2 separate regions of the Homo sapiens genome follow, and region 1 is linked to region 2. A link is a loop called in an ENCODE intact Hi-C map of the cell type or tissue named here. Cell type or tissue: ascending aorta. All regions are shown on one strand. Links, peaks and the distances in the headings refer to the core of each region. The heading gives the core; the rest is flanking DNA.

Evidence for each region. Hi-C counts contacts between places; a loop is a spot of excess contacts. Peaks named below come from ENCODE experiments on the same cell type or tissue, not always from the same donor. Only the 100,000 strongest peaks of a DNase experiment are listed, where the experiment ranks them.
Region 1: it touches region 2 in a loop (2.6-fold over the local background); 3 of 110 quality-filtered maps call a loop at or near these places.

The regions. Positions count from the first base shown.
Region 1 is chr13:40,269,653-40,275,025 of GRCh38, reverse strand. No RefSeq gene overlaps it. Among named protein-coding and RNA genes, the nearest start is that of LINC00548, 52 kb to the right of the region's middle. In ascending aorta, for the core only: no CTCF peak of the experiment used is centred there; DNase peaks (open chromatin) are centred at 2,635 and 3,265; H3K4me3 peaks cover 765 bases; H3K27ac peaks cover 3,022 bases.
Region 2 is chr13:40,468,636-40,474,008 of GRCh38, reverse strand. It overlaps LINC00598 (long intergenic non-protein coding RNA 598), which reads left to right. Exons shown (of 7, transcript NR_024507.3): 2 at 1-15; 3 at 3,847-4,013. Among named protein-coding and RNA genes, the nearest start is that of LINC00598, 9.7 kb to the left of the region's middle. In ascending aorta, for the core only: no CTCF peak of the experiment used is centred there; DNase peaks (open chromatin) are centred at 2,728 and 3,098; H3K27ac peaks cover 3,195 bases.

The DNA.
Region 1 (5,373 bases), core at 208-5,207, 200 kb after region 2:
TGAGGCAGATGGCCTATCAGGAAGGTTTCACAAGGGTGGGGATCGTCCAGAGGACAGGTGAAACGTGGCAACAGGGAAACTAAGTGCAGACAACAGGAGGAAACAGACAGGTAGTCTGCTGGCTGTGGCAGGAGGGCTGGCCATTGGGACCATGGTACAGTGGGTCCTTCTTACTGGATCTGGGATCATAGGAATGAGAATCTCATAGAGGGAAAAGGGACACCAGCGAGTGTGACCTGAGGCTGAGTCATTTGAACTTGGGAACCCAGGGTGCTCCAAGCTTCTGGTTAAGGACAACCAGAGATTCTAACCCGGCCAAGCCTGGCAGTGGAGGTCAGGGGCCTCGCTCTGAAGAGAGAAGGAATCTAGGCCAGGGAGCCATGGAGGGCATTCATTTTTCTGCTTCCAACTCTCACCTCTTTATTGGATGCTGTCAGCCTTGACCTCTCCCCTGTTAGGCTTCTCTGCCTAGTGAACTCTCTCTCTTCCTTCTGCTCTCAGCCTGAATGTCTCCTCATTGAAGCCATTCCCAGTCCCCTAGCGAGGCCAGGGACCCCTTGCTGTGGGTTCCCATGCCTCTGGGGTTTCCCTCAGCACTGTCTGTAGAGTTATCAGAGCAGTTACTTCAGTCTGTCCTCACTAGGCAGGGAGCCCAATGAGGGGAGGGTCTGTCTATTCTGCTAATCATTATATTTCCACTGTCAGCACCCAACAGGAGCATGACAATATCTGCTGAAAGAATGAATAAATGAATATTTCCAAATGCCTGCAGGACTTCCGTGAGATGACTCTTACTGCCATTTCCACAGGCTCAAAAACAACTGTCCTTCTTTTTCATTCTGTGTGTGCATTTTATATCTAGGCTGTTGATTGGAATAGAAATAAAAAGGGCTGCGGATATGAAGACTGTATGTGAATACTTCAAAAACAGACCCGCGTTCCCCATGGCCCTCGGGTCGGGCTATGCTGCAAACATTAAATGTGCTTTGAAAACGGTCAGCTGCGCGAGTGAGGCAGAAAGGGGGCCTCGGCGCAGCTTTGTGGAAAGCTGCCTTTTGGTGCACACACACTGCCTACTGCCTGGGATTCTGACAGTCACGTAGTGCTCAGGTGGAGGTGACGCTAATGATCCAGGTGCCCTGTGCCATCACATTTGAGAAAAGTGATCTCCTTAATAAGGCAGTAAAGCGCCTCAGGATGAATGCCGCATTCAGGCCAGGGTGGGGAGCAGTTGACGGTGCTGGGAGAGCTCTTTGTTTCTCCCTGGCATGTGGCTGCACAGCCTTTGATGTTAGAATTTTGGCTCATTAATAACTAATTTACATTTCTCAGACAGCAAATTGTGATCTGACACAAATTTATAAAAGAACTCCAAATGGTGAAACTCTCTTATACAATGAGTCCTTTGTGGGCTTTTTAATTTTTTTCCCCCTAACTTAAGGAGTTTGTGATTAAAATTTTAATGCCATCATTGAAATCTCTTGGGCTACTTAAAAATAAAACACCATCTTATTTCCTTCCTCTCAGAGATCATGACAACTGGCTGTTCCTATGTGGATGCTGTAAGTGCTACAATTGCGTTTTCATCTGCTCTGAGCCTCAGATAAAATAGGATGTCCTTAGAGGGCCAGAGGAAAGCCCTGGCAAAGGAACTGGCAGTGATGGCAGGAAGGCGGAGGTGCTGGGCTCCTCAGCTTCTGCTTCTTCTTCTTCTTTTAAAAGAAACAGGTTCTCATTCTGTTGCCTAGGCTGGAGTGCAGAGGTGTGATTGTAGCTCACTGCAGCCTCAAACTCTTGGGCTCAAGCGGTCCTCCCGCTTCAACCTCCCAAGGAGCTGAGATTATAGGCACACACCACCATACCTAGATAATTTTTAAATTTTTTGTAGACAGAGGGTCTCACTACGTTGCCCAGGCTGGTCTCGAGCTCCTGGCCTCAAGAGATCCTTCTGCGTTGGCCACTGAAAGTGTTGGGATTACAGGTGTGAGCCACCAAGCCCCGCCTGTTCAGCTTCTTCATGCTTCTTTGCAGGTTACTGAGGTGGCAGATTTTGCATGAGCTCATCTCTTTGGTCTTTAGGAGTTCCAGGGGTGACTCTCACTTCTCCAGATGCCTAAAAGCCTGAATAGGTTATTTTGGCAACACAAGTGGGTGAATCAGAGCTACCAAGATAAGGGTTTTATAGATTTATATACATATATAATCTTTCTTCTTAGCTACATCTTGGAAGGCTGAATGCCTCAGGAAAAACATGATGCTTTTTCTGTGTTTTACCTCATGTTTCTTTGGGAGAATATAGAGGTCAAAGGAAGTTGCAAACTAGCTCTTAGAAGGCAAATCTAGGTACATCTTGATCTTCCACCTCCATCATTTATCTTTGCAAAAGACTCTGTCATCTTGTGTGTTGATGACTCACAGCTCGGTGGGGGAGGCAGGGCAGAGCTTCTCTCCCTGTGTGAGAAGGAGAAAATGCCATGTCTACCCAGCCACCTGAAAACACCTTCCCTGACAATAAAGGGAGGACTGTGCTCTAGGGAAAGACAGGACAGACCAGAAAAGTGGACCTGTTGGAAGCAGACAGCTGGCCGTGGGGAGAAAAGTGGGGTGGAGCCAGGGACACAAGACATTGGGTGGCTTGGCTGATTGCATCACGTCTGGCAAGAAGCTTGGTTCTACTGAGTTACTCTTTGCTTGGAGAAAATAGTTTAGGGAATAGCCATGGGCTTGTTGTGTGGAATGGAAACATACCCAGAATGAAAAGATTTTTAAATTGGCACCACTTGAGGTCAGATTTTAAATGGTCACACAGCATGAGCCAAATTGACTACATGCAGAGAAGCAACAAGCCACCCCGGTTGCTTATATTATTTTAATAACAGAAAGAATGCATTAGGAATTCCAGGCAAGACTTCCACCTGGACACAGTCCCAGATTCTAACTCATCTGTGCATGCCTTTTCAAATCAGCCTTTCACAAAGAGGCTGTTTTTCTCTGCAATCTCTTTCCTACCCATAAAGGAATCTGAGGTTCCTCCTTCCAGCTTCGGTTGTAGGAAGCAAGAACCCTGAGAGTGCTGCCTTGAGACAGGTGGCTCTGTGGAAGGCCACTAAGAAAACTGCCATGCAGTTCGGGGTGGCCTTAAATTCAAATAACAAAGCCTATCTCGGGAGGTGGCGTGAGGCATGCCTGGCCCCTTTCTCTGGCTTGGACTGGCTTGGACATGGTGGCTCCTGGAACCGAGAGAGGACTGAGTGTGGTAGTTGCTCCTGTCAGTCTCTGGGGTGGGGCCTGGGTGTCTCTGAGTGACGTTTGGCCTCCGCTAGCTCCACTCATGTGGCAGGAAGATGCCTGTAGCTCTTGCCGACCACTCTGAGCCACAAGGCAGGAAGGAAAACCGTGTGTGTGGCCTGATAATAATTAGGGTCCTTCCTTACACCTGGAACATTGCTGACACTGAAAAATGAATGCTGCTGTCATGCTTGTTAATTTTACCCTCTTGGGTCCTGAATGGCTCACTTAGCACTTGACTATTTTTCCAAGTCACAGAGACCAGACTAGATTTTTCTGGAAGGGAGTCAATTCTGTTCTCAGCCACAGATGGATCAAAAAGGAAAAATCTCATTGCTGTAAACATGTTGGAGCCTCCTGGCTGTGTTGTATTCACCTTCTTCAATCTGGGGGGAGTCTCTGGAGTCAGGTTAGGTTAGAGTCTTGACTCTACTAGCACTTGCCTCTAGTGAGCTTGGATTTGTTACTTAATATTCCTGAGCCATTTTTCCCTCATTTGTTGAAAAAAAATATAACAGTTGTTAAGAGGATTAATTGCAAAGTTCTTAGCACATGGCCTGGCACATAGGAGGTGCTCAAAGGGAGTATTGATGTAATTAAGAGACTTACCATGGAGTCAGGTTTAAGAAATCTCTGGAAGTGGAATCCTGGGAAGTGATGAAATGGGAATACCCTAAGTTGCTCCCCTGTGCCCACTTCTGGGGAGATGTCACCATTGTTATGGCACCCAAATTTCTGGGCAATTAGGGATCTGTGTTAGACCCAGATACCAACAGGAAGTGGCTCTTTCTGCTGATGGTGTTTATAACAAACCCCATGGACCAGCTCTCAAAAAGAGAACCCAGCCTCCTTAGCAAACTCAGCTGTGGAGTATAAGCTCCTCTAAGGGAAAAACCTCATTTGCTTTTGTGCACTACTTTGTCCTATGCAGAGTATGGCATATCATGGGGACTCATTTTGAGGTGAAGAAAGTGATGATGGAGGAGCACAGAGCTGAGGGCCCCATGTCGATTCCTGCGTCAAGCTGCAACTCATGTTGTGCCGAGCACAGTCAAGGGAAATGGAGCTTGCTATCACAGGATATTAATTTGGTTCTTGGGGACTTGCTTTGGGCAATTGCAGAGACACAAACTAAGATGGCTTTATTAATAGAAGAAAATGTCCTGGCACATAGACTGCTCAGGATGTAAAGAAATAAGAAACTGATCCAAGAAACAGCTGTATCTTAGCTACACTGGTTGAAGGTTATCACTAGTTTCTTAGGGGGAGAAAATTTAGGACCAGGTTCAATTGTCTAGAATATCTAGTGAAATAATAGACAATTCTCATTACAGAATACCAGTCCAGTCTTCTCAAAAAGTCTTATTGTCAATTTCATATGGGGTTCAGTTAAAGACTTCCTCCAGATACTACTGACTGTTAGAATCAAGGTTCTAGCCTGGTGTGGTGCCTCGTGCCTGTAGTTCCAGCTACTCTAGAGGCTAAGGTAGGAGGGTCACTTGAGCCCAGGAAGTTGAGACTGCAGTGAGCTATGAGTGAGTTACTGCACTCCAGCCTGGGTGACAGAGAAAGACCCCATCTCTAAAAAAAATAAATAAATAAGAACCAAGGATCTGATATTTGAGTGGGAAAAACTGAGTGTTAAAAACATTAATCCTGCTTAGGTGGGATACATGGTGCAGAGGACGTGATCTGCTCTTGGTAATAATACTGTATATTATATTTTTGGCTTTGTTAAACCATAGTCGCTTTGTTAAACCATAGTCACATCTCTACTTTCATTTTATCCTCACATTATGCATGAGAGGTTAGCAGGACAGAGAGAGTGACTAGTATTGTCCTAATTTTGTAGTTGAGAAATTCAGGTTACAGTTTACTTTACTAGGAAAGGGCAGATTCTGGGTTTAGTTGGAGCAAGAAACTTGAGTCCCCAGCTGCAGGGTTCTTTGTCTACATCCTGTTAAATCATGGTTTAAACTGCCCAGACTGAAGACCCTGCACCTTCAGTCATGTCATGGGTCATGCTTCTATCTTCCAGCCCAGGAGGGTGGCCTGGTGGGATAGATAATGACTGCTATAAGGAAG
Region 2 (5,373 bases), core at 241-5,240:
TAGCTGGGATTACAGGTACCCACCACTACTCCCGTCTGATTTTTATTAGAGACAGGGTTTCGCCATGTTGGCCAGGCTGGTCTCGAACTCCTGACTTCAGGCGTTCTGCCCGCCTTGGCCTCCCAAAGTGCTGGGATTACAGGTGTGGGCCACTGTGCCCGGGCCTGCCTTACCATGCTTTAACAAGTACCATTGAATCATTTTTCTTTAACAGTAGTAAGAGAGATTACCACAGAAGAGAGAAGGAGCATAGGAAGTGGGGAAGGTTCCTGAAGTAAGTTTCTGTGTTATAGCTTCCCTGAGCCCTGCTGCTGGTGTTACAGTCCACACTGAAATATGTTAATCAAACCCCAATTGTTTGCTCATCTTTGTACACCTGTATACTGTCTGGGTCCTCTCTCGAAGGTTCTGTACCTGTACTAGATTTGACAGAGCCTTTTAGGTGTCCTGGGCTCGCACAGTAAGCCAGCACATCTGACTGCCCTGTGTCCTGATTGAGCTTCAGTGTGATCACAAACATTGACCTTAAGGACATTCTTCTGGATGGATCAAGACATTCTTTTCTGAGCTGGGATACAGCTCAAAACAGGTCTTGAGGAAGGCCCTGACTGCTGATCACAGGAGTAAGCAAGATGCAGGCAGGCAGGCACAGCGGTGATGAGCATGGTCAGATTGCCTGGGCTCAGATTCGGGTTCTGCCATTTGCTACCCAGGTGGCCTTGGGTGAGTTACTTACCCTTTCTGTGTCTCAGTTTCCTCATTTGAAAAGCAGGGATGATGATAGAATTTAGCTCACAGGGTTGCTGTCCTAATATATGGAAATCACTTAGGATAGTCTCTATGTACAGTAAGTGCTCCACACATAGTAGCTGCAATTTTAATCCGGCATGAGGTTTCTTATCAGGTAGTATAGCCTCCCAGGTACTGTGATTGGGAAATTTTGAAGGCACAGTCCTCACATTGATTGTTTAAATCATCACTGAAGTTAATCTTTAATGAGAGGAGGTAGCGGGGAAGGTGACCCTCTGGTGGGGGATTCAGGCATCTAGGTACTTTTCAAATTAATCTAGATGGCTACGATTCTCTCTCTCTGCCTCTTCAGGCTCATCATTGGTCAAGCTCTTCTGCTTTTGCAGAGCAGTACCAGTTGTTAAACCTGGAGCTTCAGGCTAGGAAAAGCTGTGGCAATCTTTGGGCTCAGCCATTTCACCCACAGGTGTCCTGGAAGCGTGGGGGCCACTCAGCCCGTGTGTCTCCAGGATGATGGTGGTGGAGCCACTGCTTTGGTGGAGTCACTGCTTCTCTCCCTCCCCCTGGGACTGTGGTCAACCACTGGGCCCCACCACCTCCCGCCTGGTGATTCAGAAGCACCAACCAACTGTACCCCAAGTGAGAGTGCAGCTCAGCTAAGTCCATCCTGGCTGTCAGTGGGCACGTGATGCTCACGTGCTCCCCCAACACTGCAACTTAAAGAGGCTGATGTTGCAGATTTTGGGGAAATAAAAGGTGTCATTGGGTTGGCAGCATGGAGTGTTGGTTAAGCACTCTGGAGCCAAAGGCCCTGGGTTGAAATGCTGCCTGTCACTTTCTAGCTAGATCACATTGGATATATTACATTACTTCAGCGGTCCCCAGTCTTTCTGGCACCAGGGACTGGTTTTATAGAAGACAATTTTTCCATAGACTGGGGTTGGGGTGGCAGTGGGGGGATGGTTTTGGGATGAAACTGTTTTACCTCAGATCGTCAGGCATTAGATTCTCATAAGGAGCGTGAAACCTAGATCCCTCCCACGCACAGTTCACAATAGGATTTTGCGCGCCTATGAGAATCAAATGCCGCTGCTGATCTGACAGAAGGCGGAGCTCAGGTGGTCACGCTCTCACACTTCCTGCTGTGCGGCCCATTCCTAACAGGCCACATACTGGTACCTGGCCACAGCCTGGGGGGTTGGGGACCCTGTATTACTTAATTCCTTTGAGTCTCTGATATTTAAAAGGTGTAATGGAACCAGTCACTGTGTTAACCTTCCTGAGCAATTCAGGGATAGAAGGCATACGTGCTTGTGTGGTGTGCAGCAAAGTGCTGGCACTCAGCAGATGCTCAATGAATGTTCATTCGCTGGTGGCAAAATAGTGGGGTGGGTGCTGTGTGTCCCTTGCCACCTGGATGGATAACACGCATCTCAACCTCCACGAGTGCAAAATACCTTTTGTATGGATCTTGACCCTGGCAGGGTCCTCTGTCTCCCTGTTTTTGGTCAATGGCATCCCCTCTGCCCAGGCCCCAGTCCCACATGGCTTCTTTGTTCCTCTTCCTCTCTCCCCCATATCCATTTGTTTAGCAGGTCGCACTGGTTCTACCCTGGTGGTCTTGCTCAAGTAGAGCCCCAGGTGGGACTCCCACCGTTGCCACCCTAATCCACAGCTTCTTCACCTCCCACCTCGTTTCACCTAAAACACAGACAGACACAGACACATCCACCCAAACCCCTCACCTGGAGTGTCAAGCCCCCAGCCCTCATCTCATGCCCTCTGGCTTCATTCCCTCCCTCTGCTTGAGCTCCTCTGGCCTTGCTGTTCTAGAGTGTCATGCTTTCCTGGCTCAGGGTGTTCACTCTTTTGGTTTCCTCCATTTGGAATATCTTGTCTCCACATCCTGTCGTGACCAGCTCCATCTGGTTTTGCAGCAGAGAGATGGAGTAATGGAGTAAGATCACACTGACCCCCCTGAGCCGTTTGGAATGGCTTCAGGCCACCTGGCCCTCCCTCTCTTCTCCCACCACTTTAGGGCCTGTGAGAGAAATTGGAGGGAATGCTTAGGCACGTGTGGCTTGGTCCTAATCCTCACGTTTCATTTGCCCCCCAATTCTAAGACCAAGAATTTTGACTTGATCGGAATTGAGTTGGGAGAGTTGGTGTATCACACAGACTTCCAAGTATGATTTTAGTAAAGGGGAAGTTTTCTCTTCGGGGCAGCTACATCTTGGCTTTGGGTTGTTGGTGCTGCTGAGTTCTGAGTTGGAGTGAATTTTTTGTGAGCTAAATATGGTCTTGTGACCAACTCTCCTTTCATCCAAGGCGAGGAGGGTTTATGCCAGTGAGCAGGCCACGGATTCAGTTCTATTTGGAAAGCTAGTTCACGATCCTCACATATGAAGTCACAGTTGGCCTCTGGTTCAGAATAGCTCCTCTGACAACAACCTTCCTTCCTGGATTTCAGAAAGATGTGGAATAGTTCCTGAAGGCTGGATGGCTCCCTTGACACATCTAGCCTCATGCTCAAAATTTCTTTCTTCAGTAGAGCTAAAAATGGAGCTTTTTGCTTGACAGATGTGAGGCCCAGTGAAGTGGATTGACCTGGCCAAGGTCATGTGGTTGATCAGCACTGATGCTGGGTTCTCCATCTCCATTCTTTCAGCTGGGCTCGGCTTCACAGTCACCTGCCTTCCTTGGGCTTTGGTCTATAGCATGTCCATCTACTGTGAGAGCTCAGCTGTCTGAAGGAACAGGGCCCAGCCCATCTGGGACCCCCACGGGCCTCCGTTAGGGCATGGGGAGCTGGAAGCACAACATGGGGTGAGGAAGAAAAGGGAGAGAGAAAGAGGAAGGAAGGAGAGCACCAGAAGGGGAGAGATGGGAGAAAGATGCTAGAAGAGAAGGGCTGTGGGGGTAGAGGCAGGAGTGGGGACACAGACGGAGGTCTGGGGAGATCGGGGCTCGAATGTGCCCTTGAATGGCAAACACTTTGGCAGGAGTCTAGCTGGTGAAGATGGAAGATAGTAACTGCCTGCTCTCTTAGCATTTTGGACTAAGTTCTTCTACTCTCTTATCTTCTTAATTTCACAGCAAACAATGGACTATTGACTAAGCTTTCAGAGCTGTGGGTGTTCTCAGAGGGAGGCCAGCCAGAACACCAGCATCTCCGGCTTTTCTTCCAACTCCCAAGTTGGAGCTCCATCTATCAGAAATATGAAACCCTGGAATCTTCCTCCTCCTCACTTCTCTGCCTTAAGGTGCGGGCAGCTGGGGAAGAGAACATTGTGCCCAGGGAGAGTATATTGTGTGAGTGTGTGCACTTATTCATGAGTGTGTGCATGTGTATGAGTGTGCACAAATGAGCGTATACATGCGTGTATGAGTACATGTGTGCATGCCTGGGAGTGTGTGTGCTGGCAGTGGTGGTGTGGTAGAGGGTGACAAGGTGCATCTATACCTGGCCAGTGATGTCAGCACTTCCCTTGTGCCCACCTTTCCTAGGGAGGGGCTGCACTGAATTGAAACAGTGCCAGCTGGGAAATGAGAAGGCTTATCAACAAGTCTTTCCTTGGAGGGGCAAGAAAGAGCTCGAGGGCCGGGCGTGGTGGCCACGCCTGTCATCCTAGCACTTTGGGAGGCCGAAGCTGGCCAATCGTTTGAGCTCAGGAGTTCGAGACCAGCCTGGGAAACATAGTGAGACCTCGTCTCTAAATAAAAAAAGAAAAAAGAAAAAGCTCCAGGGTCCTTTTCTTCCCTTGATGTTGGTTAGCTAAGAAACTACCCCCCAAAGTTCTCATGCCCCTGTGTCTACTTAGCAAAGACACGGACCTCGCCATTCTGGGGGACTCACCTCAAAGTCTGTATAGGTGTTACATCATGCTAATAGCAGCTGGCATCTTGCTAGGAACCTGCTGAGGAGTGGTGTCCTGAAGCACTTCAGAGAGGGACCTTGAGCCTTGGCTGGACAGCTCAGCTTTTTGCTAAAAATGGAGAAAACCTCAACTTGTTTTGAAATGTTTTGGGACTCATTTATAGAGTGGGCAAATAAGATGGGGAACTCCTGTCAAGTTCTCCTGAGTCAAGCACAGTGCCTGCCACATATAGGTGTTGTACATGTTGATGTCCTCCCTTCCCTTTCCACGGTAATCCTCTGCCTCCTCTAAGACGGTATACAGCAGAAGTCACTCGTGTGATGTGCAGATGATCTGGTGGAGTGTGGGGAGAAAGAAAATATTTCAACTTCTATTTGAACTTATTTTTTTATCTCATTATTTTCCAACTTGTACTGCATATTTTATGGTGTTCATAATATATAAGCACATGCATATACAATCTATAAATAATTATAAATAATATATGTGTATCTGTATATATTTTACACAAAACATTGAGGTTGAGCATGCACACATTTTTTTAATTGCTATAGAATGAAGAGCTGGAGAACTGTGTTCTCTTGTCCAGTTAGGGCAGCTACCTGGAAATCTTGGAGAAAGACATGAGACAGGTAAAGAGCTATGTTAGTCAGGATTCCCCAGAGAAACAGAACAAATAGGATGGATGGATAGATAGATAGATAGATAGATAGATAGATAGATAGATAGACAGACAGATAGATAC